4 separate regions of the Homo sapiens genome follow, and regions 1, 2 and 4 are each linked to region 3. Evidence: chromatin contacts called from ENCODE Hi-C or POLR2A ChIA-PET data. All regions are on one chromosome and are shown on one strand. The core of a region is the stretch at or near the end of the contact, and the rest is flanking DNA. Distances in the headings are between cores, read along the strand shown.

Region 1 (5,316 bases), core at 1,183-3,682, 260 kb after region 3:
CTTTTAGACATGAATTAAAAATAGAACTATTTTGAAACTGGTCATGAAGACTGAGAGGTTTTTTTTTTTTTTTTTTTTTTTGCCTCCTAAGGAACCGTTTAGGATGATTCATAAAGCATTTTCTGAAATAAAAGGCAGAACCGTACAATTCTGATTTTAAAAAATCAGGGAATTAGAGTACCTCAGTCTTGCAGCTTTAAAAGAGCAGAAGAAAAAAAGCATTGAACAAACTTTACATTCTCTTGATGGGTTTCAAAGAACATCAAAATTATCTAAGTCAATTCTCTTCTGCCAGACAGGAGTTCACTTGCATCATCAGCCTTTAAGAACTTTGATTCAGCGCACACAGACACCAGTCTCATTTTCCTTGTACTAGGTTACCTCTAGGATTTCTTTAGCCTACTCAAGGCACTGCCATCCTCCCTGTCTCCCAGGCTTGAAACTTTAGAGACTGTCTTCATTTCTTCTTTTCCTCGTCCCCTTTCTCTAGTCAGCCACTAAGTCCTACTTTTCATTTCAATGTCTTTTGTGTCAGCTTTCTCTTTTTCCTATTTCTATTGTCTTCTTCTTGACACAAATGCCTGGAAGGTGAAAGTATAAAATATCTTGATATTACCAAGGAATTAATGTGTGGAACTTTCACAATTAAATCACTACTGTCATTACTATCCAATAATTCATTGTTTATTTCTACACCTGCAGTTGCAGTTTACCTGGAGGTACTTTGCATACAGAAACATTTTTCATCACTTACTAAGTGAGAATAGGACCCTGGCCTAGGGGGAAAAACAACCACAGACAAACCATACTTCCCTGAGAAGCAGGAGCATAGTGCTGGCTAGTGAATTGCTTTCACAAACCGACCTCATAACTCTGTGCCTTAGAAAAATTAGAAATGGGAACATTTGGAGATCACTTGGGAAAACTTGAAATTATGAATGTTAATCTGTGATTGCTAAGGGAACGTGGTATTTCCTGCCTATTTTGTCTGTAGTTTGTCTCTTTCTCTTCTAATTCATTTTTAAAACTCTGCTAGATTAATTTTGCTAAAATAACGTTTTGCACTCCTCATTTCCTGTTTAAAAACATGTAGTGACTCACCATCAGTTTTAGAAATCGATTTAAAGGACTTCATGAAACTGGTTTCAGGCCACCCACAGTTTGGCCCATACCTATCTCCTGTTCTCCTTCATAAACCTTTCAAATCTAGCCAAATTGCTTTGTTCTTTGTCCCTGGAGTATGGCTTTCTCTTTCTTTCTTTCTTTCTTTTTTTTTTGAGACACAGTTTCGCTCTTGTTGCCCAGGCTGGAGTGCAATGGCACGATCACAACCTCCACCTCCTGGGTTCAAGCGATTCTCCTGCCTCAGTCTCCCGAGTAGCTGGGATTACAAGCATGTGTCACCACACCCAGCTAATTTTGTATTTTTAGTAGAGACGGGGTTTCTCCATGTTGGTCAGGCTGGTCTCGAACTCCCGACTTCAGGTGATCTGCCGGCCTCAGCCTCCCAAAGTGCTGGGATTACAGGCGGGAGCCACTTTGCCTGGCCTGGAATATGCCTTTTTCTATTGCTGTGCTTTATTCTGATTTTTGTTTTAGAATAGCTTTCAAATCTTATTCTGTTTCTTTAATCTCTCTTGTGTCTCTCTTTATGCCTTCTGGGCTTCACATGGGGACTGGTGTGGTTGTAAAGGCCCCCTGAGTTGAGATGTGGAAGCACCCTCTGTTACAGAGTGAGGGATTGACTCACTGAAAAGAACTATTCAAGTCATTCCTGAATTGCTTACCTTTGGTACTTCTTGATTTAGTAAAGTAGATTTCCTGTTTTCATATGAAAAGCATAATTGAATCATAGAGCAGGTACTAGGAATCAGACTGTCTGGGTGTGAAACCCCACTCTGACTTTTACTAGCTCTTGACCATAGGCATAGTTTCCGTATCTCTAAATGCATGTAAGGGTCCCTGTCTACCTTGTAGGGTGGTTGTGAGGATAAAAACAATACACAGCACATGATAAGAGCTCAATGAATATTAGCTGCTGCCTTTGTTATTCGTATTCATATTATTGTAGATATTTTCTGATGAATTTGATACTCGTTCACCATTTACTTCAACACATTTCGAGTTAAAAGATATTTCCTGCTTTGAGAATAAAATTATTTCAAGTTAAAATAAAAATTAATCTAATATACCCTTAAGTAGTAATGAGGCATGTAGTTAGTGCACTGAAGTAGTTATGTGCTTCCCAAAGTGGGAACTTAAAACAAAAAGGAATCTTTTAAGCTTAACAATTCCTTATGTTAGTCATATAATTATCCCTTTTCTCAGAAGCCTGGGGCCAAATGGATCTGTTCCTAGGAGAAAGGAACTGTCTCTCCTGGCTTAACAAAGATTCAGTTTAAAGGCTAGCTACCCTCTGAGTCATACTGCTTTCTGATCTTGGAGTGCTTGCCTCTGTCCCATGAGAAAGAAAGGTGGATGAACAGCACTTGCAGGAAGGAACTTTCATCTTTCTTGAAGCCAATCCAAGGCCTCAGATGCAGAAAGAATGCCTACCTTACCTCTTCAGGGGAAAAGGGGTTTGATAAAGGTGCTCTACATAATGCGAATCTGTTTTCATTAATTCATGCATTCATCTACTCTTTTATTATGCATTCAATTCCTCAACCATTTATTGAGTATATACCTGGTGTCAAGCACTGTGCTAGCTACTGGACACGTCAAAAGGAAAGAATGAGATTTTGTCCTCTGCCTTGAGATTAAGGTAGTTTTTTTGTTTGTTTGTATGTTTTAACATACCAAGTCCAGTGAAATCTTAAAATATTTTTTATATGGCTGGGCGCGTTGGCTCACGCCCGTAATCCCAGCACTTTGGGAGGCCGAGGCGGGCAGATCATGAGGTCAAGAAATTGAGAACATCCTGGCCAACATGGTGAAACCCCGTCTCTACTAAAAATACAAAAATTAGCTGGGTGTGGTGGCAGGCACCTGTAGTCCCAGCTACTCTGAAGGCTGAGGTAGGAGAATCGCTTGAACCCAGGAGGTGGAGGTTGCAGTGAGCCGAGATTGCACCACTGCACTCCAGCTTGGGTGACAGAGTGAGACTCCATCACAAAAAAAAAAAAAAAAAAAAAAAAAATTCTGGGAGTGAATGTGTTCTGAAGCAGATTTACATTTGCTAAATTCCATGCCAGGCAGAACAAATGTAATTCAGTGCATATTTGAAATTCATAAAATGGAAGTACTTGAGTAGTTGGAGAACCTGTTATTGAGGTGAAGAAACTCAATCATAATTAGAGTCATAATGATTACACTGGGTAGAGTCTAAGCAGCAATTTCTAAAATCCAGTGACTCTCTATTATCTCTGTGACAAAATGTTGGAATTTAAATATTACTTCTGGAAGGCCAGGTAATTTTTAGATGTGTTGGAACACTTTTATTGCCCCATAGCATAGCTTTAGATTTTTTTCTTTATCCCACCCTTTCCACCAATCTGGGAAAAGAACCATTTCCAAATTCTTGTACAGAGTAAATCACGTGCTCTTTAATTGTTGGAACTAATTTTAAATTTTGATACTGTTTATAAATTTACTAGTCAGAATTCTGTTACTTGATATGTTACTTTGGGTTTGAAAATGTTTCTCTTTTTTATTCACTGGTAGAATACCTGACTTTTGGGAGAACAGCAAATATTTCATGGTGGTAAACTTGTTTTAATTAGCTAACAGGACCATTCACAGTTTTTGAAGCATTCTGGCCAAGAAGTAATTTAGAGTGGAGGATAGAACTATTTTCTTCTTGAAAACAAGAAGGCAGGCAAGCAGTGTTCATAAGGATGACATATACAAGCAAATGTGGTACTTCATAAAAAACTGAGTTGGTTCTATTGTTAAGTAGCATATTTACTCCTTTTGACTTGGAAATTTTTTTCTTTTAAAAGTGGCCATGGGCTTTATTTAATAACTTTTACCAGAGAGCAGCAGAGAAGGCCATGCATATGTCCAAATGTATTGTGCTTTTTTTTTTCTGTAGAATCCACATCCTGTACAACCAAATGTATTGTATTAAAAATGAACTGTGATAGTAACTTGGTAACATTGCAGGAAGTATGCCTGAGCACACAGTGGTTCTCTTAATGTGGTTCTGAGATTTTCATGCTGCTTGTCTTTGTTGACTTAATCCCACTAGGAAGAGGTCTTCATAAAATTCCTTTTTGCTAGGTAGATAACCTGTGGGAGCTGTTTGTTTTTTCCTAAGCAAGGAGAATACCTACTTGAGTGCTAATAGGATTCTTAGTTTGGTTTTCTAATTGGAAGCCCTAATTAAGCTCTGACAAGATCTCTTTTTGTTGATATTTTGACACCCTCTTTGTTGACGTGATTCTTTGTTCAAAGATCTTTTAGCAGCTAAACAAACAAATGTGAGGTGATGACAATAATTTTATATTCCATGTACCAAGTGTTTATACAATTCTACTTTGCCAGTAGTATATAGTATCTTCAGAAATCTTGAACTATATGTGTACTGTTGAAATGAATGTTATTAAGAAAGATGAAATAAACATAGTAATTTATTTTTTGCTGATAGTTGAACTTAGCAAGTTCTATTGTTAAGGGATGTTTATTTGGTATAATGTCATGCTTTCTTTAGGTTCCATGTTGAGAAAAGCCTGAATTCTTTTCTTTAAAATAATGCCTGCCTCATTCAGACCCACACACAGAGTTTCTGCACATACAAGTCAGTCCACTGTCCCTACACAAAACCCTTTAATAGCATCTCTTTGCCCTTTGGATAGAATCCAAACACTTTACCGTCCTACCACTTCACCCCGAATGCTCAGAGGACTGCTTTCTGCTTTCTGCTTTCTTCTCCAGCCTTCTCTTGGTCCTTTCCCCTTAATCTCCAGACTCTAGATTTACTAGATACCTAACATTTAATGGAATTTGTTAAGCTCCCCTTTGACCCAGATAAACCTTACTCACCCTTTGGGTCTCAAATTAAATGTCACTCCTATGGGAAATCTTTATCGACAGAAGTATACCATCTAATGCTTTCGCGTTTTTTTTCCTTTTCTTTTTTTTAGTGAGACTAGTACACTTAGATTTACTTTTAATCACACATTCAGTGGCCTATGTTATCTGTGATCTTTCTAGAATATATGTTTATTTCTTGCAAGGACTGTTTCTCTGCCTCTTTCTTCATTGTGTCATACTGTGCTTGCCCCATGGTAGGTTATCTTAAATATTTGCAGATTGACTGGTTGATTGGTTGATAAGGAGAAAGAGTTGTACAAGGACTTAATGGCATGATAGAGA
Region 2 (5,754 bases), core at 1,921-4,420, 320 kb after region 3:
GATGTTTCCCAGAAATGGCCCAATTCCTTCAACTTGTATCCCTTGAGCCACAGTTTGCTGATATGGCCATAGGTGATTTCGTATGTGGCCAGGATTAAGGAAGACTGTGGTAGGCAATAAACAGCAATGGGAGGACAAGGATTTCTGCTCTTCTCCTTGAATTAGGGTTATATAGAATGTTTTCTTTCTTTTTCTTTCTTTCTTTCTTTTCTTTTCTTTTCTTTTCTTTTCTTTTCTTTTCTTTTCTTTTCTCTTTCTTTCTTTCTTTCTTTCTTTCTTTCTTTCTTTCTTTCTTTCTTTCTTTCTTTCTTTCTTTCTTTCTTTCTTTCTTTTCTCTCTTTTAAATGAGACAGGGTCTCCCTCTGTCACCCAGGCTACAATGCAGTAGCACAGTCATAGCTCACTGTGGCTTCATTCTCTGCAGTGGCACAGTCATAGCTCACTGCAGCTTCAATCTGCCTGTCTCAAGTGATCCTCCCGCCTTAGCCTCCCAAGTAGCTGGGACTACAGGCACACACCACCATGCCCAGTTAATTTTTATTTTTAGTAGACACAGGGTCTTACGAAGTTGCCCAGGCTGGTCTCCATCTCTTTAGCTCCAGCAATTCTCCCACCCTGACCTCCCAAAGTGCTCAGATTACAAAGTGTGCAAACCTGTATTCTGGCCTGGGTTATGTAGAATCTAAGTGAATATTTTAAAAATTATTTTAGTAACTCTTAAATTCATCTTATTCATTTAACATTTGTAGCACTCCTAATAAAGTTTTTCAGGATGAATGAAATAGGCATCCTACTTTCCTTGAAGCTTGCATTCTAAGTGAGGAAATCCCAAGACTATCATGTTGGAGTGATTATTTTTGTCAGTCAAATGATGTTGTGCTGCGTTGGAAATTTTTTTTTATTATAACATTTGTGACTTTTCACAACTTCCTATCTTTCTAAAGGTAATCAAAGGTCACAACACTTGCTTATTAATTTTATAATAAAGTACGATACTACATCATGTGTGGCTTGAGTAACAGCTGGCATAGTTGGACTTTTCCTTCTTTGTGCCACCAACTCCATCTTTGGATAATATTCTTTAATCTTATTGTTCTTTATTTACCTTTTTTTGTTTGTTTTTTGTTTTTTTTCTTGAAGAGTGCAGGCTTCTGAATCTCTGTCCTCAAACCACCTGAAATTTTCTAAACTTTTTCTAATTAGAGCATTTTAGAATTCTTTTTTTTTTTTAAGTAAAGATGTTGCTGGGTGTGGTGGCTCAACCTGTAATCTCAGCACTTTGGGAGTCTGAGGCAAACAGATCACGAGGTCAAGAGATCCAGACCATCCTGGCCAACATGGTGAAACTCCATCTTTACTAAAAATACAAAAGTTAGCTGGGCATGGTGGCATGCGCCTGTAGTCCCAGCTACTCCGGAGGCTGAGGCAGGAGAATCGCTTGAACCCAGGAGGCGGAGGTTGCAGTGAGCCGAGATCATGCCACTGCACTCCAGCCTAGCAACAGAGCAAGACTCCATCTTAAAGAAAAAAAAAAAAAGGAAAAAAAAGAAAAAAAGACGTCAAGAAGCAGTTTACTAATTTGTTCCTCAGCAGATTTTTTTAAAGTCTACAATTAATCTAGATATTTGAACTATGAAATTTGCTATGTTTTGTTTAGTATGCTCCTTTTGAAATTCAAGCAAAGGATCAAACTGGATGTTGGTGACATATGAAGTGTAGGAATTATGGGGCATTTAAAAGTTCTAAGATGCATGTATTGGAGTCCTCATCTTCAAAAACAGCTCTTTAATTAAACTTCAAGAGTCTGAGACTACAACCCAGGGACTTGCCACATACATACAAAAATGACAAAATGACTCATATGTGAAATGTTCCATTTTGATTAGACTGTGACCTTTGAGAGGCTTTGGAATGGCTCATTGATATCGTATGTAAAATAGCATGGACATTTATATAAAATGTACCTACTGAAAATACTTTAAGGATTTTTTATTGTGGATTAAGGAAACTGACATTGTTAGCATGTTGTAAATGCTGTTGTTTCAATAGTTTGAATGACCTCATTTATTCTTGACAGTTTTGCAAGGAACATGTAAATACGTTCCTTTTATGAGTGCAGTAACTGAGGCTCGGGGGTCACACGTGGTAAATGGCAGTGCTGGGATTCAAAGCCTGTGTTCTTCCACTAACCCCAGGCCTTTGCCATAGTATATTCATTACATGTACCACAAAGCACCACGAAAAAAAAAAATCAGTAATGCAGAAACTGGTACACACTATTATATTCACCCATGCATGAACAAACGTACACACAGCCTTCTCCCTATCTATATAATCTGAAGATCAAAGCATTAGATATAAAATGTTCTCTGTGAGTATGATACTGTTGTTTTAAGAAAAATCCTAAAATAAGAGCTCAGTTTTCCAGCGTGTATTATCCTAACAGGCTTCAAAAGGATCTCAATTCATCTCAATAATTCAGGGCTCCACTGCAGGTATTCTCCTTTGGCTATCCTCTGGGCAAAGGGGAGCACTTCAGTTTAATTTTTACCAAGTCAGCTTTGAAGGATAATTTCAGATTTCAAACAGTCTCTGCTGGGTATATTTATAAGCACTAGGTAATGTGCTCTGGGCAGTACACAGAGCTCATTTTATGCATTACCCCCACCCCAGTCTTCTCCTTTTGCCAAAATTAGAAATCATTTCCCACAAAGTTAGCCCAAATAAGACAAGCAAGCTTTTGAGTAGTGATGAAAGAGGTAATTTTGTTTTGAGTAATAATTTGTCTTACACCAAATACTGCTCTTGCCGATGATTGCATTACAGTACCTAATCTCTTTGATCAAGCATATGTGTATATATAGGTCTGTGGCTGAGTGTGTTTCTCTGAGAACACAAGGAAAAACTTAGAATTGCAAACAGAGGCATGCACAGCTGTTTCCTTCTATTCACTTCCTCAAACTCCCTTTCTAGCCGTTTTGCACTACACTGCCTTGAGCTGGCTTCTCAACTTAGATCCAGATCTCAACTCCAGGCCTCAACAAGTTTAAGTGTGAAGAGGTGTTGTGTTTATTAGCTGTGAATTCGTAGACCAGAATGAACCACAGCAAACCAGACAATGTTCCATGCTTCTGCCTGAGAATAACAAGCAAGTGGCACAACAAGAGATGTTAGGTGACAGAGTAATGCCACAGACATGAAGAAGAAATTGCCTGGCTGTCTCCCTGTAGCCAGTCGTCTATATAGTGCATTGCTCTTCCACTGCTGCCTGTCTACATGCTTGTCAGACCAGGCAAGTGATGTCTTAGAGGAGCTACATTTGATATTTCAGGAGTTTGGATCTTTTCCCAACTGATGCAAATCCTTTACTTAGTTTGATGATCGAGAGGCAGCACTTTTGATTGGAATGTTTCACAGTACGAGTAGTTACTTTAAAGAGCTGATTAATATGTACCTAAAGCTGTCCATTTTCTTTTTTACTTCCTTGCTTCCTCTTTTACATCCTTCTTTACTTCTCTATGCAATTTTCAAGACTACTTATCATTAAAAGCATAAATTACAAAGTAAATTATTGCACTATTATTATCAGTGAACCAATTAACGAAGAAAATTATATTCTTAGTGCTGCTTCATTGGGGAAGATAGGAGAAAATTAAACAGGAGAAAGCTATGTCTGTGGCAAAAATTAATTTTAAAAATAGAGGATGCTCCATCTTTCATATTGAGTAACCTAAACTAACCTTAAAGTGTAAATATTTGTTTAATTAAGAGTCAGAATAGAAAGACAATAGCGGTCCAGTTGAAGTGATTAGCGCACCTCATTTACATCTCACCATGCAGAAAAGGCCAGTGTAACACAGCCCTTTGTTTCTACCTTAACCAATTAATTCACTGAAAATTTGATTCAAGTTAGCCATCTGATACCACATAGACAAAAATAAACAATTAACTAATTGTATTTCACTGCTTTCATTGATTGTGATTTTTTTTTACAAGAGACTTCCCTTTTTTAAAAAACTATCAGGTTATGATTTGCTGAAGATCTTCAGTTCTTCAGAATGTTAGAGCTTTAGATGGTAAAATAGTTGCCGGCAAGACAGTGTTGTACTTGGCAGCTCTCTCCCACCAGATGTTGAGGGAGAATGCTGGCAGGGCTCCACCTCCAGTCCACCCTTGCCCTTTCATTTACCATGCCACTTCTTCCATATTGGCTGCCTTTGTGGTTTTAGTCAATGTTTGGGAAGATATTTTATTCTTGTTACAGGGAAGAAGGAAATAAAATGTGAAAAGAAGACTTATTTTTAGGGTATTTTGAGCCAAGAATTTAGAAATTGAGTTATATTCTCTCTCTCTCTCTGTCTCTCTCTCTCTGCCTTCTATTTCTCATTCTGTCTCCCTGCTTCTCTCCCCTCCCTCTCTCCCTCCCTTCCTCCCTCCCTTCCTTCCTTCCTTCCTTTCTCTGCCTCCCTCCCTCCTTTCTTTCCTTCTTCATTTACAGAAAAGGAACTAATATTTCCTCAACTCCTGTCATATACTAGGTACTTTACATCCATTAAATAATCAGGGATATTACATGTATGTTGCATCATTTAAAAGGTGTAAATATATAGGATAGAAATATTTAGCATCGTGCATTTATATATCCCGCTTTGAGGTTTCAGTTATGAAAGAACTATGGTAATTAAGACTGGACGGGATAAAGCCACATGCTAATGTCAGAAAAAGGTCTTTAACAGATAGCAAAAAAAGAAAATGTGGGTCCTAGAATGTGATTCCTCTAGTGGTATTTGAGTGGGGTTACAAAGTTCCAGTTTAGATTTTAATTGGAGAGGTAGAACTTTGCCTTAAAACAAATTGTTACAGGCAAAACTAATCTAAAGAAGTCAGAATTATAATGACATTTCCAAAAGAATATTGACTAGGAGGAGGCTGAAAGGAGCCATCTGAATGCTGAAATGTAACTGGATCTGGGTAGTGGTTTCATGGGATTTGTGTAAAAATTAATTAATCTGTGATTTGAGTTATGGACGTTTCACTGGATATATTATACCTCTCTTAAAGAAAAAAAAAACTTTAAAAAAGTAGCCTAAGTGCCTTCAGAACATGTATTCTCTCCCCCAGCATATAAATGAAATATATTCAAAATAGCAATTTCAACATGCAAATGTATTTTTAAAGGAGTTTTCATATCCATTCATATTCCAAACTAGACATCCTAAATTAACGACCAATTTGGAAAAATACATATATTACTTTCAGATTAAGGTATAGCCTTAGACATTTTAAATTGGGGACAGTCCTCCCATTGACATTAATAATAGTTTATGAATATCTTCCCTGAAATGTGAGACAAGCTTGAGTAATACAAACTCTTTTTATTGAAACATGTAAGTACAGCTATAAAACCCGATCTGTAGCAGAGACTCATTAAGCTACCGGACTACTCACTGAGGTAACAGGAAACGTTACATACATCAACAGATCATGATGCTTTAAGGATCGCTTGTACAGGCCATTTGGTCAACTTTTCAGACATATTAATATCATTAGTCACATGAACTTTAGCTAATAACTATAATCAGAAAGTGGTAATTAGAAACTTAAAGTAACATATATAATTTAATGTCAACCTATTGTTTATTTCAATCATAATTACCTAGAGATAATATCTTGCTTGAACAACAAAATAATAAACATTTGTTCTGATAATTAGTATTTTCTCCAAAACTTGGGCTGTATAGTCAAACATAATTA
Region 3 (5,190 bases), core at 28-2,527:
TACTTAAGTACTACAGACTTTTGAATTTGTAAGCCCTTCCCTTTAATATTTTAGCATTCAACTTAAAAATGAATAGAAGATTGTTGCTTTGTTTTGGGGATAGAAAAAGTAGATTTTAGTGATACAGACAGTCCCTGACTTAACAATAGTTCAAATTAACAGCTTTTCAACTTTAGGATGGTGAAAAAGCTATATGCATTCACTAGAAACCTTACTTCAAATTTTGAATTTTGATCTTTTCCTGGACTAGCAATATATCCTAAGATACTCTCACAATACTGGACAGCAATAGAGAGCCACAGTTCCCTGTCAGTCACAGGATTAGGAGGGTAAACAACTGATACTCTTCAGCGTACTGTGTTGCCAGATGATTTTGCCCAACTGCAGGCTAATATAAGTGTTTAGAGCATGTTTAAGGTAGGCTGAGCTATGAGGTAGGCGAGCTGTGATATTTTTCGGTTAGATGTATTAAATGCACCTTCAACTTAAAGATATTTTCAACATACAATGGGTTTATTGGGAGGTTAATTCCATTGTAAGTCAAGGAGCATCTGTATATTATTCCACTGGCCCATTTCTGACTCAGGTGTTAAAAAGTAGAAATCTAAATTGGCATGTGGAGAAAACACATGTACAAATAATTGTTGCCAATTAAATTAGTTGGTTAAATGAATTAGAAGAGGTTTCTCACTCACTTGCTGAAACAGAGGATTTTGTTCAAAATGTGTATGAGGATCCCACATCCTGAGATCAATTGGAAGTAGTGATGCCTGTGTTAACTAGAAGAGAATTCAAGAGTAAGTGGTTTGTTAATTCTTGAAGAGAAACCAAATGGCAGCCCCCCGCAAGCCTTAGAAACAAAAGTCAAAGGAAGCTACAAAGCAGAACAAACAAAGAAACTTTAGGGAGGTGGTGCCCAAAATCAGAGACGCCTTCATTCCCCTTTGATAATCAGTGTATAATGTGGCCACCAGTGGAGACCTAATACTACCAAATATACTGGCATTTACAATTACTTATTCAAGATAATAGTCCTTTATATACTCTGTCCTTCTCAGCATTAGATTCTCCTAATTACCAGTTGGCCATTTAGAGAGCTGGTCTTTCAAAAAAGGCACAATTGCACGTTGTTTTTTAGCTCAGCACTCTTCCTGACAGAATTATTGAGGAAGCATTATGCAAATCTATTGTTTACCAAAGCCATAAAACCATCTGGTCCTAGAGGTTCATTTTTTGTAGCTGACTTCTGGAAACCAGCGTGGGTTTAACTTCCTCTGTCCTTCCTATTCTAGCTGCCAAGCCACTGTTGACAAAACACAGGTGTTTTAAGTTACTCATTTTTGACTGGGCTTTTTATCGAGACCCTTGTTTTACTTAACTTTGTTCTAGTTTCTGTAAGATCACTTTATCTTCAGGATTTCCATGACTCAGTCAGTTTCTATACTTTCATATAGGCTTCATTTGAAAACCTTCTGAGTATTTCCAAATGTAGTCAAATACAAAGCGCGTTTGTAGGAAGCCATAAAAATGACCTGGGTAATATAACCAGGGGACATGGCCATAACATTCAGATGGCAGCATCTAGGTTTCCAAAATCAGCTCATGCTCCTACTTATACATCCATACATTTTGAATAACAGTTACCAGGAAATCTAAGATTTTGTTGCTGTTGAGTAGGTTGAATAAGTGAATTTAATTTTCAAGATCACTACATAAAATTATGCTCTTTAATTTTCTTTAATATGTGATTTTTGGATACTTCTTTTAACATATCACTGTTCTTTAATATATCACTATTATTCCAAATCACAGCAAATTCTGCCCTTACTTAGGGTGTGGAATTATATTTCCGCCAACAGAATTTCTCCAATATGATCTCCAGAAGGTGAAGTATATCATAGCTATCATAGCATAGAAGCTGAATGATGTCACTTTTAGGCACTAAATACCCTAATGGAGGGCAGCTGTCAGTTTCCAGCAGTTGGGGATGCCCTCTAATCTTCATACAATCTATATAACCATGAGCAGGAAGCAAAGGGAAGTTGTTTCAGTGATGTACACAAGTAAAGAGGTACATGCTACAATATTTTCTATGACATAAAATGTTACCAACACCTAAGGGCTTTTAAGACCATTGTAAACAATGTCAGATTCACTGCATTGTCCAAGTACTAGTAGAATAGATTGAACTTTCTGTGTGTCTGGATAGTTGCAAGTTAGACCAGAGAAGGAATTCTGGTGGCTTTTTGAGATAACAAAGACAGACAATTTTTAATATAGCATTAATACCCGTTATTTGATTATGATCTTTTTCACGAGTCCCCCTGTTTTACCATTTTGGCTAAATGAGCTCAGTTATTTGAAATCCCTAATGCCTAGTATTTTCTTAAATTGTATAACCTGTGTTATATACTAAGCTTATTATGAGTTGCTGACTTAAAAAGGGAGTAGGAGAGCAATACAAAGATGTGAACTTTGGTTAAAGTCAGAATCTTAGGAGTTGCCATTAGCTAAAAAAAGAAATAGTGGGAGGAGGATGTGGCTCTTTGCTCAAAGACTTATAGCGCTTTTCTGGCAGCCACATCCTGCCTGTGGCTAGGTCAACCCAAGTACCACATCTTACTGTTTTCTTGAATGATAAAACATTGTCTACAATTGAAGGGGCCTCTCTTTGCAATAAATCAATCTGATTACGAAAGGTTAATAAACATTTAGGGCTATAGGAAACTTGGGGCTTTGAGCTTTGCAAACATCATATATATGTGAAAATGTATGTAGCCAAGATATTTATTGATAATTTAAAAATATGTCATTATAGAAGACAACTTGGAAAAATACATAAATGTGGAAAGAAGAAATTTAAAGCTACCTCCTCTGATGTATTGAGAATAGCATTTATTTCTGCTAGTACATATGTATGTGCGAATGTATATATATGCACATATAGGAATGGTTTTGATTTTACAAATATGTATGTACTCATGTATTTACAAATGGAAAAATATTATCTGTAATTCACATATGATCATACTAAATATACATAATTGTTTTTCTTTTTATTTGCTTAATATTATAAGCATTTTTCCATGTTAAGTGTTCCTTGAAACACTGACTGCCTGTGTAATATTTTATTACATCAATGATTCTCAAACATTAGCATGTATCAAAATTAAGTGAATACTCTTATTCTACCAAATCGTCTTTGCTCCTCAGTATATTTCTATGTTATAAGTTGTTAGTCAAACTAAAGTCTTATTTCAGTTTACATTTCTTTCATTACTGATGGCAGCAGCCACCCATCTAGAGTGGCTCCCGCTATGACACTGGCTGCTGAGGCACTCCAGGGATCCTGCAGGAGTCAGGAATAGGAAGAAACCCCTCCCCGTTCCAAGTTGGAGGGATGGGATCCCTGCCCTCCCAGGCACACCTGCACCTGCAGGTGGCTACAGACCTGGGCATCTCGGCATTCTCGTGGGCCAGGAAGCCCCCCCTGCTCCCACAGGATCGGATGTGCCTGCTCCTGCTGACTGGCGTCTCCCCTCTCCTGGTGCCTGCTCTAGTTTCACAGCAAAGTTGTGGCCAGACCCAGGCGCTGTCATGTGCCCACTCCAATTTCAGAGAAAAGTTGTGGCCCAGCCCAGATGCTGTCATGAGCCAGCCAGGTATGTGAGTGCTGATACACCAGCTCCCTGCTGCCTCACCTCCCTCTGGACTTAGGGTGCCAAGGAGCACAGGAGGGAGGCCAGGGTGGGGCTAAGGGCAGCTCAGCATGGGCCCTGCAGGCACCCCTTAGCACAAACAGCCTGGACATGGTAGAGGGCATGTTAATGGTGGCAGGAGGCAGATAGGCTTCTGGGCAGATACAAGTGGGTCCCTGGTGAAACCCCACCTTCAGGACAGGGATGGCCTGAGGCCTGGGGTCCAGGCTGCCAGTTCAGCAGACCAGAGCCAGAAATTATGGTGCTTTTTCTGGGCCCACCCATAGCTGCCCATGGACCAATCAGCATGCACTTCCTTCCCTCTGAAGCCCATAAAAGTCCTGGACTCAGCCAGATTCAGGCAGATGAGAGGCTACCTGCCTGTGGAGAGAAGCTATGCACTGTGGGTCTCCTCTCTAATGAGAGCTGAATACTCATTGGGATGACTTGCCTGCAGAGAGGGTGTGCCTACCATGGGTCTCCTCTGAGCTATTCTATCACTCAATAAAGCACCTCTTGGCTTTGCTCTCCCACCACTTATTCACATACCTCATTATTCCTGGACGCAGGACAAGAACTCAGGACTCGCTGAATGGTGGGGATGAAAGAGCCATAACACAAACAGGGCTGAAACACACTCCTTGCTCACCAAGTTGCGGGTAACAAGGAGGAAGACAGAAGGAGAGAAGAGCTGCAGCCCTTCAGGGAGCCCAGACCTAGGAGCTCCCCAAGCCAGGGCTGTGACCTTCTTTGGGGCTCTGCAGTTCCTGGTGTCTCCAAGCTTCCAGGTGCCACTGCATTTCCTGGTGCCAGCCGTGGAAGCTACTTGCCATATATCTGGTCCAGCCACAGCCTTGCAGGGAACAAGCACCCGTGCCAGTGCCTGGAGCTGCCTGCCCCACCACAGCCGGCATGCCTGGTTGTGTGCAGTGGCCAGACCCCACCCTCGCTCACTCATACACCCCTTGCTTGGCTTGCCCTTGGCAGGTGTGGGATCCAGGCCAGTGGCACAAGCCAAATGCAGCCTGCCAAGCTTGGTGGGCAGAATGAGCCCAGCAGGCCAGAGCAAAACTCGAGCAAAGGCTCCACCAGCCACAGAGGTTTCTGGCCAGAAAAATGACACCGCAAGAATCCTGTGACATTACCAGTGAAGTGAAATAGTTTATCACATTTTAAATATCTGTTTGAAAGAATGATGAGCAAAATTCTATGGCTATTTTCTTCAAGCTGTAGGGGGCTTAAGATTTTTCTTACCTGTGTCTAGGAAGCCTTTATATTTTCAGGAGATGAGCCTTTTTTTTGGTCATATTTGCTATAAAATTTTTCTTACTTGATTGCTCTTTACTCATTTGCTGTTTTTAATAGTAATAGTTTTGTTCTTTTCAATTTTTATGTAGCTAAGTCACTTTTTTCTTTGTGATTTATTTTGTTTCTTGGAAAATAGGTGTTTTAGTCCATTTTCACACTGCTATAAAGAACTCTCCAAGATGGG
Region 4 (5,567 bases), core at 1,637-4,136, 330 kb after region 3:
GAGTGAAAGAAGCCGATAGTGACCAGTAGATACTGTATGATTCCACTGAAATAAGAGTTCAACATCAGAGAAAACTAATCTTTCATGCTATAAGCCAGGATACTGGTTACCCATAGAGAGGAGGTGACAGTAAGAGAAATATGAGGAGTTTCTGGGGTTTGATAATGTTCTGTGTCTTGATCAGAGTGCAGGTTCCAAGGGTGTTCACTTTGTGAAAGGTCATCAAATTAATTTTTGCCTTTTTCTGTATAGATGTTTTACTTTACTAAAAAGTTTGCCTTAAATAAAAATTGCTTGCCACTTCTGAACTTAAATTCTGGAAAAGTTCTGTCAGGAAGAGTTGGCCCCTTAGGACTTGATCCCCATTGGACAAAAATGAAATTAGATCAAGAACCCTGGGACAAAAAAGAAACACAGCAAGTCCTAGGAAAAGGTAGGTCTGACAGCATCCAGGTAGCCCCAGGACACTCCTGGGCTAAGTACCCATTCCCAGGCCCCAAGAAGCAGAGGAGGAGTTGAACAATCAGGCAGGGTCTTCCCTATTACTGGATCTGGAAGAGGAGAAGGACACCAAAGAGACTGTGGCTTCCTCCTTGTGTATTGGCAGGGGATTGCAGGCTGCCTGCCTCTGCTTTGCCAAAGCACTGAGGGAGGAGGGAAAGAAACCCTTTGCATCTCTCACCTGCTTGACTGCCCCTATTGAAGCTACTTCAGCAATTGAGCATAAGCCCCAATAAGCTGACAGATTGCTGCTAAGCATTTAAGATATGAAAATGCAAATGAAAAAGCGGTGTTCCTCTCCTAAGGCATTCACTATTGCTGGAGCACAGAAGTAGAAATATAATTTACACTACAACATGATAAGTGATATATTAGATACATATATTGTAGGAACACAGTGGATACAGCAGTTGTGTACACCTTAGGTGAGATAGCCTTGAAGAGAATGCTTCACAGGTGATAACTTGTGAAGACTTGGCAGAAGAATAGGCCTTTCCAGGAGGAAAAACTGCACAGGGAAAGTATCCATAAAGGCATAAAAACATTTAAAAAAAAAACATTTTAATAATGCCCACTAGCTATGTCATGGCTAAAGAGTCTTACATCTGGGAGATTAAACTCAAGGTTGAAAATATAGTTCAATATGATATAGAAACAAATACAAGAGAATAAACAGAATTAATCTAATAGTAACTGTTTGCTCTACTGCCAAGCCAATTTTTCTACCATTTATTACATTTTTTTCTTTTCTACCTTCCTTATCTTTGTTCCTATTCACTCAGCTTCTGATGATCCCTCTTCTTTTCCGAGCAGAATTCTAACCCCTTTCCTATCTACCAATCTGCATACGTCATTCTCTTTAATATATAACAAAAGATAGATATTTTTCAAAAAGATTTCTCTGATTAATTTCAGATGCTTTCTTGCTTGCTTTATAATATCTTTATAAAACTTCTATTTTATCTTCAATGTGTTTTATAATATAGTAATTTTTTAAAAATATTTTTTATAATGCTTTATGTTCCTAAGATAATAAATACCCTTAGGACAGAAACCTGCCTTGAACTTATACCGCCCCTCCCTGTAGCTAATACTGTCTTCTAACAAATGGAACAATCATCACTGGGCCTCTGCTAAATTACTGGGGAATAAGTGATTTTTCATCTCTTTGGGGTGTTTAGGTGTTAGCAATATGCTTTTCCTGCCGTTCTCTCTCTCTCGCTCTTTCTCTCTCTCTCTCTCTGTGTGTGTGTGTGTGTGTGTGTATATACGCAGTGCTTTTCAGCTTGAACATTTTGTGATTTGTGATAATTTCCATTAAAAAGCATAAAAGTGGAACAGAGTTTCTGTTTCTCTTTTCTAATACTATTAGAAACTTCTGTATATCCTAGGTAAATAGTTCAGCAACAGTGGGAATCTAGATGATATTCAAGTATTGTCTAGATCTATGAGGAAAATGTTGGTATTTCTTTGAAAAGCTGAGTATATGATGGCATATGTTTTGAAAATGTCTGAAGTTTTTCTTCAAAATGAATTCCCTCCAAGTCAATAATGCAAATACTCCTCACTTAATGCTGTTAACCTAGCAAATTGGCACTTGATTAATTTTATTTTTTTCAGATTTCCAATAAAAATCAGGTATATATTTTCATGGGGAAAAACTTAGCTTAAACACATAAGGGTATCAAACTTAGTGTGACGAAAATATTTTAAAATTATTCTTTCTTAAGAATAGTGTAAGTTGTTCCAAAAGGGCAAATAAGAAAGGGCAACTAAGTCGTTTACCAAGGGCAAAAAAGTGACAGACATAGTCAGGCAACCTGTCTGACAGTGGTAACAAGACAGTATACTTCTATACAGAGGCATTGCGAAGGCACAAGGAATTTAAGTGAAGGCCTCAAAAAAAGAAAAAAGATAGGGAAGGAACATTTATTGAGAACCTATTCTGTGCCCCTTAGCTGGGCCTTTTATAGCTAATATATACCAAACAAATCTGCTGTTTTTGAAAGACCAACCAGTATCTCTGAAAGTAAAGTGGTTTTTTCTTTGTTTTTGTTTTTGTTTTTTTTCTCTGACACACACTTACCTGGAAAGGTCGTATATTCACTTTTCTTTAAGCAGAACAGAAGCCTTTGAAGACACATGTTGGTCAACACCTGATTCTGGGTACCAGATGGGCATGTTTCCATGCAGAGACTGGGCCATCCTCTCCAGTTTCTAAGATACACTCATGTTCATCAGTTAGATGTTTTATTTATTGAATTGACTGGGGACAACTAGGAAGTGGAGGCCCCATGATTATCTCCTCTTTTTCTCCCTTTCTCTTACAAAACACACTACACATGGGCACATGAACAGAGACTGTTTTCAGTTTCAGATCCCTTTTTGCCAAAGAACTGAATCTTTTTTATAGTCAGTATCTCTATAACTGTATGTTATCTTTCTTTTTTTTTTTTTGAGATGGAGTTTCACTCTTGTCGCCCAGGCTGGAGTGCAATGGTGCGTTCTCGACTCACTGCAACCTCCACCTCCTGGGTTCAAGCGATTCTCCTGCCTCAGCCTCCCGAGTAGTTGGGATTACAGGCGCCCACCCCTAAGCCTGGCTAGTTTTTTGTATTTTTAGTAAGAGACAGGGTTTCACCACATTGGCAAGGCTGGTCTCGAACTCCTGACCTCAGGTGATCTGCCCGCCTCTGCCTCCCAAAGTGCTGGGATTACAGGTGTGACCCACGATGCCCGGCCAACTGTATGTTATCTTAATGATAATTTTTTCCTGTTGGTCAGGGAATTTGTACAAAATGTGTAACACAGAAACTATCTTTTCTTTTATAATAAATTATTTGAATAACATACATTACTAGAATGTTTCCCTGCAGTGCTATTTTTATAATTGATGAATGTTTTCAATGGTATATAGTTTAAGTTCTAGTGAATATTTGCAGTTTGAATATTGGTTTTCTGTACCTTGATTTGCATTGTCAAAAATTTATTTTTATAATACACATTTGTTTCATTAAAAGTTCTTAGAGCAGAGACATAATGACTGTAAAAGGTTTTTCAGGTTTAATTTATGATTTGAATTTCATTTATAATGAAGTTATTTGAGTTTGAGACTCTTAAAAGACAAACATAATTGTATATTGGATGTTTTATTTAGTCAAGATAGATAAGTCTTAAGATAAAGTTCTGCTGATCATATTTAAAGGACAAATTCTAAAGCCTTGTGAATATCCATAATTTTGTTTAGGTTTTGAATGATATAATCATCTTATTGTACCCATAATGTTAGATAAAGCAATAACTTGATTTCCCACCGTATGGGAGGAGTCTTAAATCTGGGAGATTATAGAAACAAAAATAATTAGGAGGCAGAAGAGAGCATATGTATTCTCTTCTGCCTGCAAACTCAGTTATCTCTGTTGTATACACATACATGCACACATATGCACAAATGGTGCAATATTTGAGAAAATTGAGACTTATATTTTAAATTCATTATCTTGTTATAGTTATGCTCCGTTCACTTTGTCTTTAAATGTAGACTTTTAAAAATTTATTTTTCTGAGAGTGGACACTTTCCTAATGTTTTATAATGGCTTATGTTTTTTCCCCCAGTTCATGCACCTCAACCCCTTTCTGATTATGTAAAAAGTACAGCTGTAGATGCTTTTTCTGCCACAAGGATAAACTTGGCCTTAGAGTCAAGAGGCTTGTTTCATGAATGATGTATGTTTGATTATCTTTGATCCAGTCACATAGATCTGGATGTTAGAGATAAATGTGCTACTCCTGATGATTTCCTAACAGATGCTTCCCTTTTCTTTTTGTCTCTGGCAGTTACCCGGCTGTATGTGAATTCTTACAGCACAATAACTTGTTATCTATACTCCGAGCCCACGAAGCCCAAGATGCAGGGTGAGCAGTTTTGAGCATTTATAAAAACCATGCATTGTCCATTTTCCAGAACTTCCTCACTTTGCTTAGGCTCTGCAGGTTCCCTTTTACCAGGCTCACTCCCAAAAGGAATTAGAGCTTAAAATTATCTTCTGATGGATGACACAGGTATGACAGAGTCCTAGGGAATGAATGGCTGCAGATGTATCGTACAGTCTCCCGTAAAGTTCTTACATCTTTAGCCTGAACAAGTCCATTTTCAGCTTGATTTCTTAAGTACTGTAAGGGCACCTCCTCTTATTCCTCTCAATTGTTGCATTTACACTGTCATATAAGTGAGTAAATTACCAGCTACTTTTCAGTCTTGTTGAAAATATGAATGAGAATTATACTAAATATTTAACAGGTATTGCACATTTTACTGTTGTTTTAAAGAATACCATTCCTAATCCTGAATACCATTCCTGATCCCTGTAATATCCCTGATTTTAAAGGGAAAGGAATAGGGACATCTTTAAAAACAGGGAAAAGTTTATGTTCTAACTAGCAAATGATTAAATAAAGTTGATTTTGTCTCACCTGGTAAGTTTCTAAGATGTAGAACAATTTTGGAGGTTTAGAAAATTATGAAATTTCAGATGTTCACTTTAATAGTATATTAAATCTACATTAGGGAGAAATTAGACTACTTTTAAGATTTGAGGTCTGATACCGTTTCCCAGTAGGCTCCACTGAAAGGCATTGCTTCCCTTTGAATAATTAAACTCATCCCTTCATAGTCTAGGTTTTCTGAAAAGTAGTAGCACTTCTTTTTATAACCTGTGTGCTGAAATTGGGAATATAGATACCTGCATTTTGAAGGAGGCCCATGTCTATGACATCCCTGAATCAAGGAAGATACCAAGTTCATTTCACAATTAGCTGTTTTCAAGCAATCAGTCAACAGGTGTGAACGGATCCAGTGTTATATACTCACTGTTTTGTAGCTGATGTTTGAAGTAACCTGTTTATATACCCAACCAGTCAGGTCTTCAAATAATTGTTCTCACTTGTCAAGGCTATGGTGTCACTATGCTATTTTGGCTGTGTTCCAGTCGGCTGACTGCCCATTTTTGGCAGATTTATCCTGATTGCACTACCTACCCATAACCACTGGCTTACTTGAATGTGTG

Evidence for each region. A loop is a pair of places that touch in the nucleus more often than their neighbours do. ChIA-PET counts read pairs that join two places held with the same protein, here RNA polymerase II (POLR2A). Pooled maps may share reads with other maps.
Region 1: a loop to region 3 is called in a pooled map, with 5 times the contacts of the local background. The contact joins two enhancer-like sites. A Hi-C loop is called at or near these places in 17 of 37 single-sample maps with no recorded cell type and 14 of 50 pooled maps. POLR2A ChIA-PET finds 5 or more read pairs at or near these places in 1 of 52 experiments (activated T-cell).
Region 2: a pooled map shows a loop between it and region 3 (6-fold over the local background). The contact joins two enhancer-like sites. A Hi-C loop is called at or near these places in 4 of 37 single-sample maps with no recorded cell type and 9 of 50 pooled maps.
Region 4: a loop to region 3 is called in a map with no recorded cell type, with 8 times the contacts of the local background. The contact joins two enhancer-like sites. A Hi-C loop is called at or near these places in 3 of 37 single-sample maps with no recorded cell type and 4 of 50 pooled maps.

Annotation. Positions count from the first base shown.
Region 1 is chr4:101,152,632-101,157,947 of GRCh38, reverse strand. All of the region lies in intron 2 of PPP3CA (protein phosphatase 3 catalytic subunit alpha), which reads left to right. Among named protein-coding and RNA genes, the nearest start is that of MIR8066, 86 kb to the left of the region's middle. RefSeq lists an enhancer at 2,194-2,695. Within about 2 kb of position 2,432, at least 3 of the 41 ENCODE cell types and tissues checked have a DNase peak (open chromatin) inside an H3K27ac peak, as active enhancers do.
Region 2 is chr4:101,100,952-101,106,705 of GRCh38, reverse strand. All of the region lies in intron 3 of PPP3CA (protein phosphatase 3 catalytic subunit alpha), which reads left to right. Among named protein-coding and RNA genes, the nearest start is that of MIR8066, 140 kb to the left of the region's middle. Within about 2 kb of position 3,170, at least 9 of the 41 ENCODE cell types and tissues checked have a DNase peak (open chromatin) inside an H3K27ac peak, as active enhancers do.
Region 3 is chr4:101,415,603-101,420,792 of GRCh38, reverse strand. No RefSeq gene overlaps it. Among named protein-coding and RNA genes, the nearest start is that of PPP3CA-DT, 70 kb to the right of the region's middle. Within about 2 kb of position 1,277, at least 3 of the 41 ENCODE cell types and tissues checked have a DNase peak (open chromatin) inside an H3K27ac peak, as active enhancers do.
Region 4 is chr4:101,082,035-101,087,601 of GRCh38, reverse strand. PPP3CA (protein phosphatase 3 catalytic subunit alpha) reads left to right here. Exons shown (of 14, transcript NM_000944.5): 7 at 4,339-4,416. Among named protein-coding and RNA genes, the nearest start is that of MIR8066, 160 kb to the left of the region's middle. Within about 2 kb of position 2,886, at least 3 of the 41 ENCODE cell types and tissues checked have a DNase peak (open chromatin) inside an H3K27ac peak, as active enhancers do.